Regions from separate parts of the Homo sapiens genome. Here region 2 is linked to region 1. Evidence: chromatin loops called from intact Hi-C (ENCODE). Cell type or tissue: mucosa of descending colon. All regions are shown on one strand. Each heading gives the region's core, and the rest is flanking DNA. Links, peaks and the distances in the headings are about the cores only.

Region 1 (5,387 bases), core at 332-5,331:
CTTGTGTATTCCTAATCAGATAACCTCAAAATATGTAAATCAAAAATTCATAGAACTATAAAGAGAAATATGCAATTTACTATCATAGTGAAAAATGTTATCAGCTCTTTCTCAATGATGTATAGACCAAGACCTTGAAGATTTAAACTAAATCATTAAAACCTTGATCTAATGGACAAAACAGAACATGGTAAGCAATAATTACATTTTGTCCACACATTTTTTTTTTCTAGCAGGTATGAAACCCTGTGGTAGAAACAGGCAGTTGACTCTCAATCCCTCTTCTGAGTTTTCACCTGGGTACGAACTACATTTCCCAGCCTCCTTTGAAGCTAAGTGTGGCCACCCAACTACATTTTCGCCAATTGGATACATGTGAAGTGATCTCTGCATGGAAGGGAAGGGGCACGCTCTTCCCCTTCCCTTTTCTCCTTCCTCCTGGCTGGAATACAGTCGGGATGGTACATGTGTGCAAAGAGATAAAAACAAGAATGTTCATAGCAGGACAATTTGTGATACAGCAAAACTGGTAACACCCCAAATGTCCATCAACAGGGGAAGGAATAAATAGATTTGGAAAATCTATACAATGGAAAACTATTCCATTGTAAAAATGAATGAACAACAGCTATACTTGTCAACATAGTGTAGAATAAAGCAAACAGGCCACAAAGCAATAGATAAATATGATTCTAGCTATATAAAAGAAAACCTAAATACTATATTTTAAAGGATGCATACAAGTGTGATAAGAAAAAACTATAAAGAAAAGCAAGGAATGATAAATTCAGTATTCGACAGAGTGGATACATCTTCACGGGAGACAGGAGAGATTCAATTGGGGAGGGATGCATAGAGGGCTTCAGATGCACTGGCAATGTTGTATTCTCAGTGATTACACTGGTTGTCAGTCTTTATTATCGGCTCTTAAATTGCATATATATTATATATTCTCTATTGTATATATAACATATTTCATAATAAAAAGGGTACTTCAAAAAATGGTTAGAAAGAAAACCACCAGATTTTTCGTAGACATTTATATCTTTAAAAGCCTATAACCATTATGGCTTATCTATTGTTTAATGTTTAACAGATTGAGTAAGTGCTTGTTACATAAAATTAAACTGGAAAAAATATTGTTAGGAAGTGGTTCTTTGATAAGCCTTGTCGTTTGGAGCAGGCAAAGGAGAGCAGGGGAGAATTAGTGGCAGCATACTCTAATTGCAGGATAAATACCATGAGTAATTAATTGCTTGAGTGCAACTTTTGCAACCAGTTGTTCTATAGTTATAACAAAGATCACCTTCTTCCATTAATCTTTACCTAGAAAGAGTAAAAAGTCACAAAAGCTAATGATTTATGCTCAACCTTGTCTCTGCCCATCCTCACCTGCTCAGGAGATGTTAATTAAACTGCCTATATTAGCTCCCCTGAGCTGCTTCCATGTTACACTTTTTTATCCCCTTCCTGAATCTGGTTCCTTTAAAAGGCTTTCAGTTTTTTCACGTAGGGGATCACCCCTCACAAGGCATTCTGAGGCATAGCCTTTATTTTAAAGGTCAAATTTCATTTCTTTAAAAGCTCTACACTTTTATTTTTCTATTCCCAACAATACAGTATTCATAAGGAACCAGAGGTTTCTTCATCTAAGGATCCAGAAGTAATGATCTACAAAACTTCATGTGTAAATCACCAATTCCTACCATAGCAAAACCTGTGCTCAAAATCATTTCTGCTGGCCTTGCTCCGTGTTCCATCTTCTGAGACGCTGGCATACTCTGGGTGGCAATGCAAACCTCTCCAGGTAGCCAAGCTGGGGCTTCACTGCCACCTGCTCCCATCTCCCTCCCGTCTGAGCCCCTCCTTTCCTCTCAAAGGTGACCCATATTCCAGGGGCAGCGGGCTGGCAGCCCCTCTTGATGAGCTTCAGTGACTTCCACACAGGACTCTTCACTCCAATGCTGTCACTGAGAATAAGTCTGTGACTCATGTCAGGGAGCACTTATACCTAGAGGACCAATTATTACAGCTGTGCATGGACTCCTATTATTAAGGTAAGACATCTTGGACTTTGCAGACTCCTTGAAATACCAAAAATTTTAAGATTTTGCCAAAAAAAAAAAAAAAGGTGGAGAGGATCAGGGGGAATTCACCACAAAGGTTGAAAAAACCACAGTATGTTTATAAAATACGTAAATTAGTATTAAATAAATGGTAGGGGCAATGAAGAGGGATACATACTCCCAAAGGGCCCTATTTACTCACAAAAGGCACCACTGGGCCTCTTGAAATGGCCCCTGGTTAGCCCAGGCAGGGTTAATTGGGACCCATGGTAGGAGATTTTCAGTCTTTCCAGGAAAGCAGCTGCTGGCTCCAGAGTGTCCTTTGCCCTCTGGTCTGTTTTGCATTTCCAGGTCAGAGGCCAGACTTCCCAATGAAAGGCTGCCTTTGGTCCAGGGGACATGCCCAGTCCCTTCACGCCCCGGGCTGTGAACTGATCTTATTCTCATTTGCATCCTCTTGGGGCAGAATTCAGACAGGCTGTGAATGATGTGAGTACTGGACAGCCTTTCTCTCCCACCTTGGGCTTTTTCTTCAAATAGACAAGTACTTTGGAATCAGGGCTTTTCTCATTTCTTATGAAGAAGGGCAAAGGAAAATTGGGCCTCACTGTCCAGAAAGGTAGGGAGCAGTAGCCCTACAGTGTGGAATGCTCCTAGAACAAAGCAGGCGCTCTTTAACCTTGTGGGGATGGTAGGAGGTAGAGAGACAAGATGATCCCACTGTCTGTGCATACACATTTTAAACTCCCTAAAGCTGGAATGCTGCCAGAGAAGACCTATAGCTTCCATCGCATGCTCAAAGAGTTCATCACCTAGAGTTTACAACCCCTTCTGCTAAGCATATGGGCTTCAGAGTTAGACAGGTATGACTTTGAATTCCTGCTGTTAGTCAGTAGCTTTCTGACCTTGGAAACATTAACTTCACCTTGAAGGGCCTCAGCTTTCCCATCTGTAACACAGAATTAATAATATATGCGTCGAAGATTTGCTGTGAGGATTAATCCAGACGGGGTATATAGAAGCACAGCACCTGGCATGAAGGAAGCGCTCAGAATAGGTTGGATATTATTACTATTATTATTACTATCCTGACTCAGACAGTACGTTTCTGCCATCAGAAAAGAGTACTTGTAAACCACAGAAGCACCACGTTCTTTGCTTCATAGTTTATATACCATCAGAGCCTGTGGTAGGTAGATCATGCAGGGAGACAAATTTACCCACAGGTGCTCTGGCTTTCTGTTTACTCTTCCTTTTCATACCCACCTTTCACCGGTGGGTGCTGCTGACCAGTGCCAGCTCCTGAATTTCCATATAGGAGGGGCTTACACGCTCCAGGAAATGGGCTCAGGTTTGAAGCTGTATTTACACAGTGCTCTCGGAAAAATGACAGTTGACCATATTGAAGAACGGGGCGCTGTGGGCAGGAGCAGAGACAGAGGTCATGTGGTGTATGCTCAAGGTCACCTCTGCGCCAGGGACTCACTCCCTGCTCACAGCCTTTGTTTTCTAGGAACTGCAACTCCCAGTCCCTCATGGAAATATGCCTCTGCCCTCTGCTTTAATTCTGCTCTGTGTGGCTAATCTGAAATGCAGTCCACCCTGGGGCATTAATGGCTGCTCAGATGTTATTCTCCTTAGGGGGAAACAGCGGAAAAAAATGATCCTATCCAAAGGAGCCCCTCCAGGGGTGGAAATAACAGGCACCGTTGTGAGCCAGTGAGGGAGAGTTTACAGACAGGCAGAGTGGAGCCAGCCTGGTACTTTGTTGTTCATTGGACAGTATATTTTTTCCAAGAAAGAGTCAAAGAAAGCTTGATCCCACAACCAGAAAGAATAAAGGGGTGGAGGTGGGGAAATAAACATGAAATGATATGAAGGAACTTCTAAAAGTGTAAAGAAATTTTAAAATGTAAGGAAAGGGTACGGGAGGGAGTTGTGGTGAGCCTGCTGTGAGAATTGCAGCTTGCAACCCCATTTAAAAATGAAAACAATACAGTGGTCCATGATCAGTGAACATTCTTCCAGGGACCCTTAGCACCTGAGGGGAAAATTTCCCCACCCTGCTTTCAAAGTAAAATTTTGTATGTGATGGCAATGTTGCTTAGGGTCTTTTGCTCTTTTTAGGTTTGTTCATAAAATTCCAGTGGACTGTTAGGCTCTTGGATTTGAATGTTCTAATGATTTTGTTTTTGAGATACTCAGGATGAAAATCAATCAAGGCAACTTTCAGCAACTGAGGAGTCCATATACGTCCACAGAGGCCAACATACAAGCTTCCCCTTAATCAAAAAACAACAACAACAACAACAACAACAGAGGTTTGTATAAAACAGATGTAACTGTCATTACCACCAAAAATGAGGAAACTTCGTGAATTGACAACATGGCAGAAACTGGCAATTGTCTCCTAAGACCCATGCTCCCTTCTTCTGTAGGAATAAAACACCTGGTTGTTAACCAGCACAGAGCCACGTGGTTAAGTTCTAGCCAACATGAAATGATCAGGAGTGATGTGTGCAACAGCCAGGCATTGCCGATAGAGGGAAGGGACAGGCACTCTATTTGCCTTTTCTGGTTTCCATGGGCTGAAATGCAAACATGGGTGTGAGACAGATTGGATGATGTGGAAGCAGGATGCCCTAGGAACGACAGAGCAGCAAGATTGAAGAAACCTGGGTCGCTGATACAGAGGAACTACCAAGCTAGCCCCAGACTGCTTTCACCTGAACTGTCAGATGAGCGACAAGTTCCTGTCTCCTCTAAGCCACCATAGTTTTGGGTCTGTGTTATAGCTGCTATAATCCACTAGAAGGCTACCGAGATAATTAGAACCTGCAGAACCTTCATTATCAGTTTTTCTGCTTTGAAAAAACACACTTATGAGAATGAAACCCTGGCAGTTTGTATTCCTAAAGGATTTGCTAGAATCTAACATCTTGGGAACTGAATGTAAATGTCTGCTGTTCTCCGTTACAATAGCACCTCCAATTAGCTTCTATAATCCAGAAGAACTCTTAGCAAAACCAACTGTTGTTTTCCCATTCATAAAAATATTTATGAATAAACACATTATTTTAAAGTCCAAATATAAAAGCACCAAGAAAAGAAAGGTTGAGGAAAGAAAGGAGAAAAGGAGAAGAAAATGAAAATATCAGCTGGATTGCATGGTAACAATAGCACAAAAATATCCATTTACTCCCTTTCCTTTTTAACCAATTTGTTGCAAGCTGAAATCACTATATTGGGATTTATTTGTTGAATGCCAGTAAACTTCAATGTGCTTCCAAAAATTAAAGGTAGCTGATGATCACAGACTGT
Region 2 (5,387 bases), core at 239-5,238, 50 kb before region 1:
GAATTCTTGACAGCAAGCATAATTTCATTTTAAAAACTCTCTGTGTATGTATATGCATATATATAGATGTTAAGAGGTACAGTCCCACACAAGCTGGCAGTCACTTTTGCTGGTTCTTTACCTATTGCTTTTAATAAATCATTATTACTTTCTGTGTACAGCCTCTCAGCCAAACTATAAATCTTTGGAAGATAATTGGCATCTACTTATGTAAAGCAATAATCATAGTGTATTTACTATTTGCTGAGTATTTGTTACATGGGAGACACTGAAATGGCTCTCTTAATTTTCACAGTAAGCCCAGGAAATATGTATTATTAACCTCACACTACAGATGAGGAAAGTTAAATAATATGTTCAACACTATTTTGTTAGCAAGGGTGGGCTGGGAATTGGAATTTGAGTTTTTTTTCTGGGTAGGGTCTCTTTAGGAATCTGTAAACATTTGCTAAATGAGTGAATGAGTAAGGGACTCTAAAACCTATATTTTTAATCTCTATGTTATACAGGACTAATTTATAGCCATGATAATAAGCCTTGGACATTGCATATGTTCCCTAACTGTAGGTGATTAAAATTACATAAAATTAACAGTTGTCTTCAAAATGTAACACTAAGGGAAAAAAATCCAGGAAGCTGCACAAGTAAGGGGACCTATGAGTGGAGGTTCCCTACCCTATACACTGGTCATCTTTATAGCCATCACTGACCACCACCGTTCCCTAGGTCTGAACGTGGACTCCAACAGGCCGCACCTATCAAGGACTGGCCAAAAGAAATAGATCGGTTTCGCCTTGGGCCATTAAATTCACACATCAAGATTATGTCTTCAGGGAACCGGAAGACATTGGCAGAGGACTTCCTGTGAGCAAGTCATGGTGCTAGAGCCTAGGGTTGAGTTCCAACCTTCTCACCCACAGTCTGGGTTCTGGAGTCCATTTCCACTATGTGGGATGCATCATTGCTATTAATATTTATCTTTCTTGGGATCTTATTAATGAGCCAATAGACTGATAAACACACTCAATCCATGCACCATATTCTTTGATATGATAAAGCTAAAGAAGCAACATACTGTTACTTGGCTAGAGGCTGCTGTGCTCTGCCACCTAAATGTGCGCCAACATTTCTCCATGGCTAAATTAAATGACTAGTGGGAATGAGAGTCCATTCACGTTTGGCTCCCCCCATCTCTTTTTCTTAGTAGTTACATCTTTTTAACTCATTTCTCCCTCAAACAAGTGAATTTTCCTTTCTATTGCAGGTAATCTCTTGAGTTCACTGTTATGTCCATTTTAATTCTTGCATTCCCTTATGAGATATTCATTCTAAATGAATTGCTATCCTGTCAGTTACATAGCTTGGCTCCTGGCATGGGAATTGTATTTCTTTAATGGCTTTATTCATCTAAACATATTCTTTTTAGAGATCTCCATTATACCCCAGTCCTTGGAGGGAGACCTGGCAATTGTAGAATAGGGCCTTTGGCTGCCAAGAGGCCTGAGAAACAAATCTGAAATATTTTAAAACTAAAAGAGCTCATGAACTGATGCGTGTCCTGGATTGACTGTTACTGGGCTCTCAGCACCAAACACAACACAAAACAGCAATTCTTCTTCTTGGCTGTCAGGGTGCCAAATGAGTTTTTTCTGTGCTTAAAAATGGACAGAGGTTTGCAGTAATTGAATGAAATAACGTACAATAATTTTAAATATTGTTCATTCGGAGAGAGATTAGGCTTTAATTAAATGGTGTCATTTAATATACCATCCAGCAGATACTGTAATTGGTTTCTTTAGCAGAGAACACAGTAATATCTGAGCTTTACTGAAGTGATAACGGTACTAATTTAGCTCAGTGGATACATAAACAGCATGGCTGCCTCTGACATCCCCAGTGAACAAGAAGTAAGCTATGATCATGACACCTGCACAACTCTTAATCAGTCATTTCTTTCTGAAATAAAATCAACAATCACTCAGACTAAACAAAATCTGTTTACATTAAACAGGTTTGATATCTGGGATTTTTAGGGCATTAAGCTGTTCATTTCTTTGAATACAAAAAGGTAGGGCTGTCTTCAAAGTAGTTATGAAATTACATGTCATTTTAGCAGGAAGAATTGCATTTATTATTTTTAAAACCTGATATAAATGCAAAATAGCACTCACCGGTCCGTTCAAAGAGGGCAGGCAATTTTCTGGCACCATAACAGTTGCATATTTTAACTCCTATCTTCTCTTGGTCATTTACAAGGACATGTTCATTTCCAGGCTTGGCTCCTGTTTCCTCATTGCTCATTCCTGAAACGTGATACAATAAGGTCCTATTGTCTTTAAGCCATTCTGCTTGACAATTCTGTACAAAGCCAGAAAGGAGGTTGGGGGTTGGGGTGGGGTGGGGTGGGGGAATTTACCTGAATCTAAATGAAAGAAACAAATTACCTTCCAAGATATAATGCCCCAGACATATTTCAAAGTCACCAGAGATTAGATTACATTCCTTTTCTAAATTCTTTGTTTGCGAAAATATATGCACTGCACCTAGGGATGGAAAACTTTCATTTCCCTGTTTGCAAATGACCGTCCACATGTTTATTTTGGAAAAGAATGGAAACATTGATTATAGCAAAGAGTTGGCTGGATTGCAGTGTCATAAAAACAGTCTGGCTCTATCACTGGGTGGAGAAACAGAACTGGCAACCACTGGATAGGGTCCCTGGGGTGTGACTCCACCTTTATAGACTTTCCAATGGGTTATCAGCGATTTGTCACAGCGCTCAGAGCTCCTCCCTGCCCCATCCAAACTCAAGGAGGAGGCCGGGTGTGGTGGCTCACACCTGTAATCCCAGAACTTCAGGAGGCCAAGGGGGATGAATCACCTGAGGTCAGGAGTTCAAGACCAGCCTGGCTAACATGGTGAAACCCCATCTCTACTAAAAACACAAAAATTAATGGGCCTGGTGGTGGGCCCAGCTGCTTGTGGGGCTGAGGCAGGAGAATCGCTTGAACCTGGGAGGTGGATGTTGCAGTGAGCTGAGATCACACCACTGCACTCCAGCCTGGGCAGCAAGAGCAAAACTCTGTCTCAAAAAATTAATAAATAAATAAACAAATAATTAAAAAAAAACTCAGGGTGTTCCCAGGCTCATCTTCAGAAGATGACAAATGTAACTGGGGACATAGGAATGACGATAACGCTTCCTATTTTTAAATTGCATCCTGAAAACTCAAAAATCAGGATAATCTCAACAAACTCAGGAAAGCTGGCAGCCCAAGTTGGAGAAAAAGACCCTGAGCTAAATAAAGGCTGCCCCAGAGGCCGCTTGTGTCCTCATGGTTAAAGGACAAACCATGCGGCAACACAACCCACATCACAGTCCAGCTGTCATGGGCCATTATATTAACTGATGGTATGAGTGAGCCACCAGGACTCCTGCACTCCTTGGGTTTTCTTCCTTACAAAGCAAACCACATTCACTGGACTGGAGAACAACCACAAGAAAGCTACTATATTCTGAACAATTAGGGCCTCTGCTTTGCTTCCCTGAAAATGACTCTTTAAGCCAGGGTCATCCAGTTGCCACCAGAGCACCATTCTGGACAAGGCCCCATTGACCTCTTTGCCAAATCCAGTGGCCTATTTTCAGTCATTGCCCTTCTTGACCTTTCTGGGACAATTCCAATGGTTAACTGCTGCCTTTCTGAACGCTCCCCTCCACCGGCTCCAGTAACTTGTGATACACTCTTTCTCCTTTTTGAGTGCCAGAGTAATTGTTTTAGAATGTGGATGTGCTCAAGTTATCCCCCTGTTTGAACCTTACATTGGCTTCCAGCTCCTACAAGATAAAAACCAAAACTCAGTGGCATAGCACTACAAAGAAAGCTACAAAGATGGCCTCAAACATCCTTCTATTCCTGCATTGTTGCCTGAAACTTCCTTACTGCCATCTGTCTACCTAATCTCTCTCTACTTATCTCTTTCTCCCTCTCTCTCTCAGAATTTCCTGTGATTATCTCAGCATTCTACATTTTCCCAAGTCTCTGGGTCTTCCTCCATAATGGGACTCAAGTTATGTCTCTAATCTAAACATGTAAACTTCCTCCAAGCCCTTTCTGGCCCATGCAGGTAAGGTCTGCTCTTGCTTTGCCTGTCATTGGCACCTTGCACAGAGCTTAACATGTTACAGGTATGTGACATATGTTTGCTGCAATGAGTTAAGTTGATGTCCCCAATATTTAGTCACACTGTTCCTCATGTCTCCACTGAATGTTCTGTGTATCTTAAGACTTACAAATTTTAACGTGGCCTTAATTAACTGGATAGGAATTATATCTACCAAAACTAAGATTTTGCAGGCCAAGGACCTTAGCCTGGTGCTTGGCACATAGTAGGCACCCAGGAAATATGTGCTGGGTGAGGGCAGAGACTCTGGAAAGTGGTCCTGGTGAGCATCCAGAGTGGATTTCCTTCTGAACTCCTGTTTTCTCCCTTTCTCAGGGTGGCATTTCTATAACTTTATCAGTGTCTCACAGCAGTCTGTTGAATTCTGTTTCCTGGATTCCTGCAATGACCCAGCAGTCTCAAAGCCAGCAAGGACCAGTGTGGCATTTCACCCACAGCCTCACTCACAGTCTCCTTCAGGGCACACCAGAGCCTAACACACACAGGATAAAGAAGCCTGTTCGAATCTAATCAAAGGACTGCTTCATAAGTCTTCATTTCCCCACATTCTCTGCATTCTCCTGCCTCCTCCCTTAGACACCCACCAGGAAATAACAGCAGCCCCACAAGCCTGCAAGATAAACCCACTGGGATGACAGCCATTCCCCACAATTGAGCACACTGCCTCGCAAGATGCCCATACATTTTGCATTAAACACAGTGCATTAAATTAAAAATGAAACTTAAGTTGTTTGGTTAATGGCTTTCCCAGGCCTGAGGTTGAGACCAGACCACTGATCCATCTCTTCAAGAATGTCAGCTGGTTTTGCTGCTTGCCAGACAGTGTTTAGCTATTATGTGGCACATGAAGCACTTTCATTCATTCTTAAACCTAATGTCCAATTAAGTGAGAAAGGGGATTCATTAAATAATTTAAACTAGATCCAAATTAAAGGGCAGTTCTCTCAGTTGTACTTGCAAAAGAGTCCAATTCAACTGAAAGAATCATTTTAAACCAACGTTTGTTTGGGATGTTCTCAGATATAGGTAATTTTAAATCAGCTCCATTTATATCATCTTTTCATAGGTAACTTAAGAAAATCTAGCCTGTGGCACCCACATACAACATTTTCTCCCTGCTAATGAATTAAACTTAATTCTTTGAAAAATTACACGAGTTTTGGTCAAAATTATATGTTCAGCTTTTACTTATGAGGACCTGT

What was found. Hi-C counts contacts between places; a loop is a spot of excess contacts. Peaks named below come from ENCODE experiments on the same cell type or tissue, not always from the same donor. Only the 100,000 strongest peaks of a DNase experiment are listed, where the experiment ranks them.
Region 2: a loop joins it to region 1, with 9 times the contacts of the local background. A loop is called at or near these places in 2 of 110 quality-filtered maps.

Annotation. Positions count from the first base shown.
Region 1 is chr14:55,924,295-55,929,681 of GRCh38, reverse strand. No RefSeq gene overlaps it. Among named protein-coding and RNA genes, the nearest start is that of LINC00520, 130 kb to the right of the region's middle. In mucosa of descending colon, for the core only: no CTCF peak of the experiment used is centred there; no DNase peak of the experiment used is centred there.
Region 2 is chr14:55,973,718-55,979,104 of GRCh38, reverse strand. No RefSeq gene overlaps it. Among named protein-coding and RNA genes, the nearest start is that of PELI2, 140 kb to the left of the region's middle. In mucosa of descending colon, for the core only: no CTCF peak of the experiment used is centred there; a DNase peak (open chromatin) is centred at 2,804.